Linked DNA regions of Homo sapiens: region 2 is linked to region 1. Evidence: chromatin contacts called from ENCODE Hi-C or POLR2A ChIA-PET data. All regions are on one chromosome and are shown on one strand. The core of a region is the stretch at or near the end of the contact, and the rest is flanking DNA. Distances in the headings are between cores, read along the strand shown. Region 1 has its middle 50 kb from the start of LINC02154. Region 2 overlaps OFD1 (OFD1 centriole and centriolar satellite protein).

Evidence for each region. Hi-C counts contacts between places; a loop is a spot of excess contacts on that map. ChIA-PET counts read pairs that join two places held with the same protein, here RNA polymerase II (POLR2A). Pooled maps may share reads with other maps.
Region 2: a loop to region 1 is called in a pooled map, with 4 times the contacts of the local background. The contact joins two enhancer-like sites. A Hi-C loop is called at or near these places in 9 of 37 single-sample maps with no recorded cell type and 4 of 50 pooled maps. POLR2A ChIA-PET finds 5 or more read pairs at or near these places in 1 of 52 experiments (activated B cell).

The regions. Positions count from the first base shown.
Region 1 is chrX:13,249,568-13,256,635 of GRCh38, reverse strand. No RefSeq gene overlaps it. Among named protein-coding and RNA genes, the nearest start is that of LINC02154, 50 kb to the left of the region's middle. RefSeq lists an enhancer at 2,204-2,323. Within about 2 kb of position 2,400, at least 3 of the 41 ENCODE cell types and tissues checked have a DNase peak (open chromatin) inside an H3K27ac peak, as active enhancers do.
Region 2 is chrX:13,757,946-13,760,445 of GRCh38, reverse strand. OFD1 (OFD1 centriole and centriolar satellite protein) reads right to left here. Exons shown (of 23, transcript NM_003611.3): 15 at 1,998-2,109; 16 at 1-331. Among named protein-coding and RNA genes, the nearest start is that of OFD1, 24 kb to the right of the region's middle. RefSeq lists an enhancer at 1,003-1,092. Within about 2 kb of position 1,250, at least 4 of the 41 ENCODE cell types and tissues checked have a DNase peak (open chromatin) inside an H3K27ac peak, as active enhancers do.

The DNA of each region.
Region 1 (7,068 bases), core at 1,151-3,650:
TGTGATACTGCTCACTTTAGGCTGGAGCTTCTCGGTGACATTCGGGGCTGGCCATTCTTAGTTGTGGGGGCCTGTCCTGGGCATTGGAGAATGTTTAGCAGCATCCTTGGGCCCTACCCACTAGATGCCAGTATCACCTCCAAGTGGTGACAACCAAAGATGTCTCTAAACATTGCCAAATGTCCCCTGGGGGACAAAATTACTCCCATTTCAGAACCTTTGTTACAAACTTATCAACTTCTAGCCGATAGTTTCAACAGGGAACTGCTGTAGGGCTTTAAATGTGTGAAACAATGAGATGAGGGAGGGGGCTTGTGATGTGATCTGATTGCTGCTTTGAGACGGTCCCTTGGCTGCTGCTTGCAGGGAGAAAGGAGACAAGAAGGTATTCCAAGAGACTTGCTCAATTCATGGTATTAGTCCAGGAAAGAGGGGATAATGGCATAGAGTGGGATTTTAGCAGTAGGAATGGAGAAGAAAGGAGGCATTGGAGAAATGTTTGGAGAGAGAGCTACAAGCCACCAGAACAAGTTGATGGACTAGAAAATATGTGGACAAAACAGATCAGCATCCAAGATGGCTCTTAGATTGTTGGTGCTCAGTACTACGTACTGACATGTAGAATATAGCAGGAGAAACTGGTGGAATGGGGGAATTCTTGGAGAGGTAGGGAGAATCAAGAATCCTGCTTTGGACGGGGCACAGTGGCTCACACCTGTAATCCCAGCACTTTGGGAGGCCAAGGTGGGAAGATCATTTGAGGCCAGGAGTTTGAGACCAGCCTGGCCAATATGGTGAAACCCCATCTCTACTAAAAATACAAAAATTAGCTGGGTGTGGTGGCACACACCTGTAATTCCAGCTACTCGGGAGGCTGAGGCAGGAGAATCACTTGAACCCAAGAGGCAGATGTTGCAGTGAGCCAATGAGCCAAGATTGCACCACTGCACTCCAGCCTGAGCAGCAGAGTGAGACTTACTCCAAAAAAAAAAAAAAAGAATCCAGGTTTGAGATCTCAATTGCCAGCTCATCAGGGTGAGGAGGTTACTGGGTCCAAGAGTCCTAGAACTCAGGGGAGAGGAGTTGGGAAAATAGGTTTGGTAAGAAGACAGATAATATTTGAAGCTATAGAGAAGTGAGTGTAAATGGAAAAGAATTGAGAACTTTATACTCTTGGCAACTCTATAATTTCGAGCTCCATTTTCAACCCCACCCTGCCACAGATTAGAGGCAACACATTAGAAATGGAAGAGGCTAGCGGAGACTTAGACTAGCTTGATTTAGCAGGAAACCCAGTTAAGTTTGAATTTCACATAAATAGTGAATAATTTTTAACTAAGTATGCTTTGGACATACTCATTTTGTCTCGCAATCCTAAACGGAGACCAACACCAGGGAAAGACGGCAATGTTTGATGATCATGATGTGTGCCTTGAGACACAGCAGATGAAACAATGCTTGACACCTTCTTTGAGAAGATGGGCAAATGTGCAGCATGTTTGAAAATGTATTTCCAAAATGAGATGTGTGACAAAGAGTTAAACATCCCTACAACAACCACAACCACAACCACCCCTGAAGAGGAAGCCTCAACCTCCCAATCCTCTATGCTAGCTACAAAACTATAGCTGAATTTTCTGGGCAACTCCATAGGCCTAAGGGACAAGAAAGCACCTTAGCAGATAGAAGATGTGAGAGCCCATTATTATAACTGGACAAGAAACTCAAAAGCTACAGTAGCTTTTATTGTTATGGCACAAGACACTTTAGAAACAGTTGATTTAACAGTTACTTTATGTTTTGTAGGTGAAGAAACTAAGACCTTGTGATGAGGTGTGCAAACAGTGGAGCCAGATAAAACCCGGGTCTTTTGACTCCTAAGCATAAACTACTCCAGGATTCACCAAGTGTGGGACACAAAATGAGAACACATAGAATATCATGGCCCTTGAGTTAAGCTGTCCTGAAGAACCCTGCTAGGCCATGCATGCTGAGTCATGCAGAGGGGGCCCCCAGGTGGCTCAGGGCAGTGTTCATTGCCTAACCGGCACTGAAGTCCTGTACTTCAATATTTTATCATCCAGTCAGACATGCTGGTGCTTACGAGCTGAATACTGACCTTGTTCCCAACCTATCTTCTATCATGCCTTCTTTTTGTAGGGTCTTGTCTCCTCTTGTCACAAAAACATAGAAATTTCTTTCCAGCACAAACTACCTAAAAGGGAAGGATAAACCAGATTGTCTGCTCTCTTAAGCATTTGTAGACAGACAACTTTTAAATAGAAGTGCATGCATGAGGTTCTAAAAGCTGTACAGGAACAGCAAGTCCCAGCCAGAGATCCTTCTAGAAAGAGAAACTCAAACTCCTGCTGTGACTATCGAAAATGAGAGTGTGGGAGATTTGGCTGTTGAGAGAAAAGCTGGTATCTTTGCTTCAGGTGAAATCGCAAGATTATGAAGTAAACTTAAAATAATCATAGAGTTGCATCCTCTAGCCTGGCTGGTGAAGTATGTTGAGTGTAGATTTAAGGAAGAAAGCTATGGAGCACACTTTGAGTGGCAAGTGTCTAATGAGTGTAATGACTGCCTAGAATATTTCATTTGTATTATCCTTGAATACCTAATCTATGGACTACACATATCATTTGACCCTAATACAAGCCTGATTTTAAAAAAACATAACACATATTATGTCTAGACTACAATCAAGCTTAAAAGTTTTACAAATTCCCTGGTTTTACTGCCTGTAAGTATGTATTTCTAAAATCTCACTTTAGGGAAAGGAAACTGGCGGAGGTGGAGTGGGGAGTGAAGACAGGAGAGTGTCTTTCTCTGCTGTATAGGAAATGGTTTGGTTTAATCTGAAACCACAATCACCATTTTATTCCATGAATCCCCAGTGCTCCTAGAACACTAGATCTTTTTCTTTCCAGTGCCCCTTCCCTACTGCAGTGGAAACTCCACCTGATATTCTTACCACCACTCTTTGTTCTTCTGCTTACTTCTGCCCACCCCTATCGTGCCCAGTTTGCATCGTTTTGTTTTCTTGCTGGAAATAATGAACTTCCCATTTCCATGCTACAGGTTGATTCTCTTTCATTTCTCAGTAGCCTTCACTTCTGTGTGTCATGGTTGGTTGCTTTCCCCCTACCTCAGGGTGCCTCTCTACCCATTAGGGACTAGAGTTCAAGTTTAACACTTTGCCCTCACAGCTGTGTTTTGCTGCACTCGATGACATAATATTATACCACTGACCTAAGAGTGGAATGACTTTAGTGTGTATATCAGTCACCTATTGCTGCATAACAAATAATCCTAAAATATAACAACTTCAAACAACAATATTTATTACCTCACAGTTTCTATGGGACAGGAATCTGGGAGTGGCTTAGCTGGGTCCTCTGGCTCAGGTCTCTTAAGGTCTGTACGGAATCAAGGCTGGAATCAAGGTGTTGAGCAGGGGCTATAATCATCTCAAGGCTAAGCTGGGGGAGAAGACACTTCCAAGTTCATGCAAGTGGTTGTGGGCAGGATTCGCTTCCTCAAAGCCTGTTGGACTGAGGGCTCCATTCCTAGCTAGCTATTGGCCAGAAGACACCCTCTGTTTCTTGCTGCATGAGCCTTTCTGTAGAGCAGTTCCCAATATGATGGCCTGCTTCACCAGAGAGAACAAATGAGAAGAGTCAGAGAGAAAGCACAGCTGAAATAACATTCTTTAGAACTTAATCTTGAAAGTAATATCCCATGACTTGTGCCACATTCTGTTTGCCAATGTCAAGTTACTAGGTCCAGCCCACACTCAAAGTGGGGACTACACAAGGGCATGAACACTGGGAGCGGGGAATCGTGGGGGCCATTTTAGAAGGTGTCAACCACTGTGTAATGGTGCAACGTGGCATAAAATTTTTAAATTCACATGGATTTAAGCAGCAAAGTGTTTAGAGATCACTACTCTTTGCCAGTTTATTCCAAAACATCAAATCCACTCAGAACATGAGAAATCTAGGCTAGAACTGTGTGTATGAGATAACAAGTCCACCAGGACCCTGGCTCTGATTTGTACGCAGTGTGGGCCCAAGCTGATGTCCTTCCTGCCCTTTCTAGCAACCTCCCTATCATCACCTGCTGGCTTTTGCATTTCTCCTAGCCCTTTCAGACACCCACCTGCCCATCCATCTACCTTCCTACCACTACCAGCCCACTCCCTTGCTCCTAGTGTCTGCTCCACTTTCTGATGCCACATGCCTGGGGTCTCCCAAATGGTCAGTAGCCCAACTCTCTGGATATGGTCATCCAGCTATCTGAATGTCCCCTCATCCACTTAAGCTTGATCTAGTCAAAATTTCTGTTCTTTCCCAGTCTGGAAGGCTAGTTCCTAAGAACTTGCTTCTCCTACTCTGGTCCTTCGTATTACCTGATAACCTCTTGTTCTGACCCATGAAATGGACCCAGCTGTATGTTGAGTTACGGAGAATAGCCAATAACATCATGGAAAATAAATTTGTTAAATGGATTATGATTGGTTTTATGTAGATAAAAAACGGCAGCCAGGAGAGCCTTTTGGCTGAATTTTCCAATTTTTCTGCAGGGTTTTTTTTTTTGTTTTTTTTTTTTTTTTTTTTTAGATATGGATACAATTGAAAAGTTGGCTCCTGTATGTTTAGGGAAGCTGCTTAAGAAATTGTTGTGAAGCTACTGTCTCTGTGAAAATGAAGAGAGGAGGGTCATCAAAAGCTAAGAAGGAGACAAAGAAAAATGGCGACTAAATGCAATGTGGTGTCCTGGGTGGGATCCTGGAACAGAAAAATGACATTAGTGGAAAAACTGGTGACATTCAAATAAAGTCTGGGATTTAGTTAATTGTAGTGCACCAATGACAGTTTCTTAATTTTGACAAAGGTACTCAAGTCACGTAAGATGTTAACCATGGGGAAATTGGGTAAGGGGTTAAAAAAATAAACACTGAGGAGAAATTTGGATAATTTTTATGTTGTGAAGAAACCCTTCAAAAAAGCATAAGGATGTGGGTTTTGTTTTGTTTTGTTTTTAAGAGGATGTGATTCCAGGATCACTTCTGTTTCCTCCCCAGTCCAGATGCCATCTCTTAGGTCAAGACTGTGAGGCAAGCATTTTCCAAGGGAACCACATGCTCGGTGTCCACATTCTTCCTATCTCAGAATGGTTAGAAACAGATGTTTCCACACAAGAATTTCAGCACAGAGTCGGTTTCCCTGCTGAGAAACACACCCACGCTCATGTGTATTTGTTAATTTCTTCCCAACACATAGCTTTCGATTGTAGCAATAGTTTTCCAACCACAAACATATGAAGTCCTGGCCTCAGTGGCCTCCCAGAAGTGCATATTATTATCAGGAAAGCTTGGCCAGTCCCCTAGATGAAGAAAGATGTGAATTTCACTTCCTGACATTTTCAGTGTGAGTGAACCCAGGTAAGCATGTGTCCCTGACCTCAAATATGGTTTTTCCATTTATTTTGGATGGCCACTGCTGAAAAGTATCCTGCTGAAGGGGTAGGTCCAAATCAATCTGGTAAGCATATTGCAGAGGAACTAAAATGAACCCCTTTCTAGTGTGACCACCAGATCGTCAGAGAATGTGTTCAGCATGACATCTCCTAATTGTGGCTTTTTCCTGCAACTAGGGAGAGGCCAAGCATAGTTTTTTGAGGAGTGAAACTTCCAGCAGCAAACCGCTTGGATAATTACTCAAGGTTTTCCCTACAGTATTTTCTAAGGCAATGTGTAAGTATAATTAAGGCTGTTTGAACATGTATTCTCTCCGCAGGATAATAAGGATAATATGTAAGAATCTGTTGCTGATTTATGTGTTTGCTGTCTTCAAGAAAGACTGTGACAAGGCTTTTCAAATGGAGGATCTGATTTTTGCTCAAGACGGTGCCTGTTTTAAAAGTAGTTGTTTTACCACTATTAGAATATTATTTAAGGGCGGGGCACACCTGTGATCCCAGCACTTTGGGAGGCCGAGGTGGGCAGATCACCTGAGGTCAGGAGTTGAGACCAGCCTGGCCAACATGGTGAAACCCTGTCTGTACTAAAAATACAAAAATTAGCCGGGCATGGTGGCGTCTGCCTGTAGTCCCAGCTACTCAGGAGGCTGAGGCAGGAGAATTGCTTGAACCCAGGAGGTAGAGGTTGCAGTGAGCCGAGATTGTGCCATTGAACTCCAGCCTGGGGGATAGAGAGACTCCGTCTCAAAAAAAAAAAAAAAAAAAAAAAAAGAATGTTATTTAAGAAAATGAAACATCTATACAGCCAGTGTCTCCCTTGCAAGACAAAAGGATCACCCTTTTTAAAATAGGTTAGTAAAAATCAGTAAATAAGCCTTAATATGAAGAGATGCACTGATGATAAAATTATTAACTTAATGATAAAATTATTAATAATTATTGGTTTATTTTTCTGTATTTTATTACAGAGAAAAGTTGTAAGAACAATGTGTTTTCTTTCTTTCCTGTATAGATCATGTTCTTCTTATGTTGTGAATAATGTTCTAATTTCTTACCTGCTTGTGTCTGCCATGCAGACCAGCCTGTGGATACCACAGTGCTGGACAGGGAGGAATTAACTTTCATTTTATAGCTCCATGATGTGTATATACCCTGGGGCCACGTGGGATATCATCTTTGTAGGATAAATAAGTTACAAGGCTGAAGTCTTTGATTTCCCTATGGAGTTCCGGAACCTTCTCCTCAGGGCTGTTTCAGAGGGCAGTGGCATCACACTTCACAGAGATCAGGAGAATGGGACCTGTCTCAATGACATTGCCCACAATAAACAGTAATTAACATTTTCAATTATATGATATCAATGATACTATAATCCTGAGTTTCTCACCCTTGGCACTATTGACATTTGGGGACAGATAATTCTTCGTTGGGGGCCTGGGGGTATGTCCTGCTGTAACTGCCCAATGGGTTCTCCTTGCCCACTGTCTAGACAGAGCCAAGTTACCAAGACAGGGAAATTGTAATAGACAAAGAGTTTAATTCACGCAGAGTTGGCTGCATGGGAGACCAGAGTGGTACGGG
Region 2 (2,500 bases), core at 1-2,500, 500 kb before region 1:
TTGGCAGAGTTTTTAATGACTCTCCGATGGTAACTTCTGAAAGCCTTTTCCAAGCGTTCGGCCTCTTGCTGAAGCTCTTTGACCCTTGCCTTAGTATTGGCTACAAACTCAAGGTCAGAATCAGGGGAACTACCCTCCACCCATGCAGTTGGATAATTTGTGATCCTTGATGCAACCATACGTGCTAGAACGTTTTCCTGTTTAAAAGGATTGTTCAAGAAATCCCCACTTATCTCACCATTGCAAGGCACCACATTGCCATTTATTAATCCATTGACAGAACGATCGATCACAGACTGCTTTGGATTGCAGTACACTTCATTCTCTAGGGCTGCAGGGTACAAAAAGCCAATTTCAGAAGTAAGTGGACAAGGCAGAGAAGAAAATATACTTGAGAATATTATTTTTTTGAAAAATGGAAGAGAGTAATAAGGACAAACTTGCACTATACAGTTTCTGAAGCCATGGTAACGATAACCACTAACATTTACTGAGAGCTTATTGTACCAGCTACAGCTTTGTATGTCTTTTGTAACATGATATAATTTCAGAATCCATTATGCACAATTTTGAAAGCCACAAGGCTCTGAGAACTGAAAATTTATTCATAATTTATTTGGTGGCAAAGCCCAACCAGACTTGAACTCATTTGGTTGAAAAGTTTGACCTGAACTGATGTAAACCCATTTATAATCTTTATTTATCCCAGCATGAATATTCATACAGTTGACTGCAAAATAATTAATGTGCTTTACTATAGGATGCTGTTCAGAACTCCCAGGGCTATTGCGAAATCCACAGCATATGGCCCGAGTTTCATATAAGGAAGTGAGGACCTGCATTCACAACAACACTGTGGTCAAGAAACTCTCACTGCTCCCATTTTACAGATGGGGGGACTAAAGCTTACTGAGGCTGGGTCACACGGTTAGCAAGTCTAAGAGCTACTGGGCTTTCCTAATGCAAAGCCAGTGCACCTGCCCCTCTCTCCTGCAATGCCTCCCCGTGATGCTACAAGAAAGAAGCTTGCCCTCGGCAACACATGCATGCGAAAGAGTTCTATCCTCATTCAACTATTTTTTATTGATAGGAGACTGCTATGATTTCAGCTGTGAGAAGTTTCACAAACAGAACTGAAAGAAAATGAGGAACAGAAAAAAGCAGAAACGAGTAGAGATAAAAATAAAACAAGTGCTGGTAGAAGAGAGCAAGGAGCTGATGAGGAAACAATGCAGGTGGGAACAAGGAAGGCTCAGACCCAGTTGAACTGGTAACACATACGTACTTTCTTTGAACTTGAAAGCAACTGAAGAATAAAGTATCTGAACTTTAATATCCTTCTTACGAAGTAGGAAGGGGCAGAGATGCATCCACAGTGAAGACACAATAATAAAATGATACCAATAACCATTTCCTGAGTGTCTTTTATGTCCCAGGCACTGGACTGAAACCCATTTCATCTTTTTCATCATGGCTCAGTAGGTATTATTATCCCCATTACAAATGAGGAGACTGAGGCCCAAGGAAGTTAAAGTAACATGCCCAAGGTCAAACAACTTCAAAACGGGTCCAAAAGAAGAACAGTTCTGATTCTGAAGGCAATATTCTTTTTGCTAAACCACCCTGCTTGTCCTGTATATTTATATATCTATCAAGGAATCCGTAAAACTACTGAATTGGTGTTAACATTGGGGTAACAAATAAAAAAGGAAATCCTATAATGAATATGGGGACTTCTATGTTACCACCACGCCTTTCCTATTGGGGCATGAGACTCTCCCAAGCCATGAGGCACCTATGAAGCAAAATACTTTTGCTGATGATCCAGATGGTATTACCAAAATGGATAGGGAGTTTTACTTCTAAGATGACACATATTTCTATGGCTTTTCCCCTAAAACAATAATTAATATTCAATAAATTATGATCATTACATTTTCACAGACACCAGAAGCTTTATACATACAAAAATATTTATGGGTTAAAACGTCTCTAACCTGTCTGAGTTTGCTTCAGTTGCAATTTTAAATCGGCAACCTGAGTAGTTAAACTCTTTACAGAAGCTTTGTAACCTAGAATCTGGGCCTTCAGCTGTGCAGAATGCTCAATCTGAAAAGATTCAGAATAGGAAAAGAAATCAATGTAAAACAAATCACAGCTTGCTTCAAAAGGAAAAGTTCTCTTATCATGTTTGTACTCTTTTTGTTCTGCCAATTCCAAGAAGCTTTATGACAGTAAACAACAGGGTCCCTATTAAAAAAAAACACAAGCAGAACACACAAACAAGTTCTTCACCATCTTTTTCAGTCATATCAAAGAACTCTAGGGCATGCAGGCAGAAATCAGAAGACAGTGAATGTTTGTAATACTTATCAGGGTGAGAATCGAGAGATAACAGTGGGCACCATCAGGCACTCAGAAAATTTTATGTTTAGGTGAGTTTGCTTTCTTCTCCATTTTATTACTATTACGAATATAAAGTCACGTTATCACTGCAGAA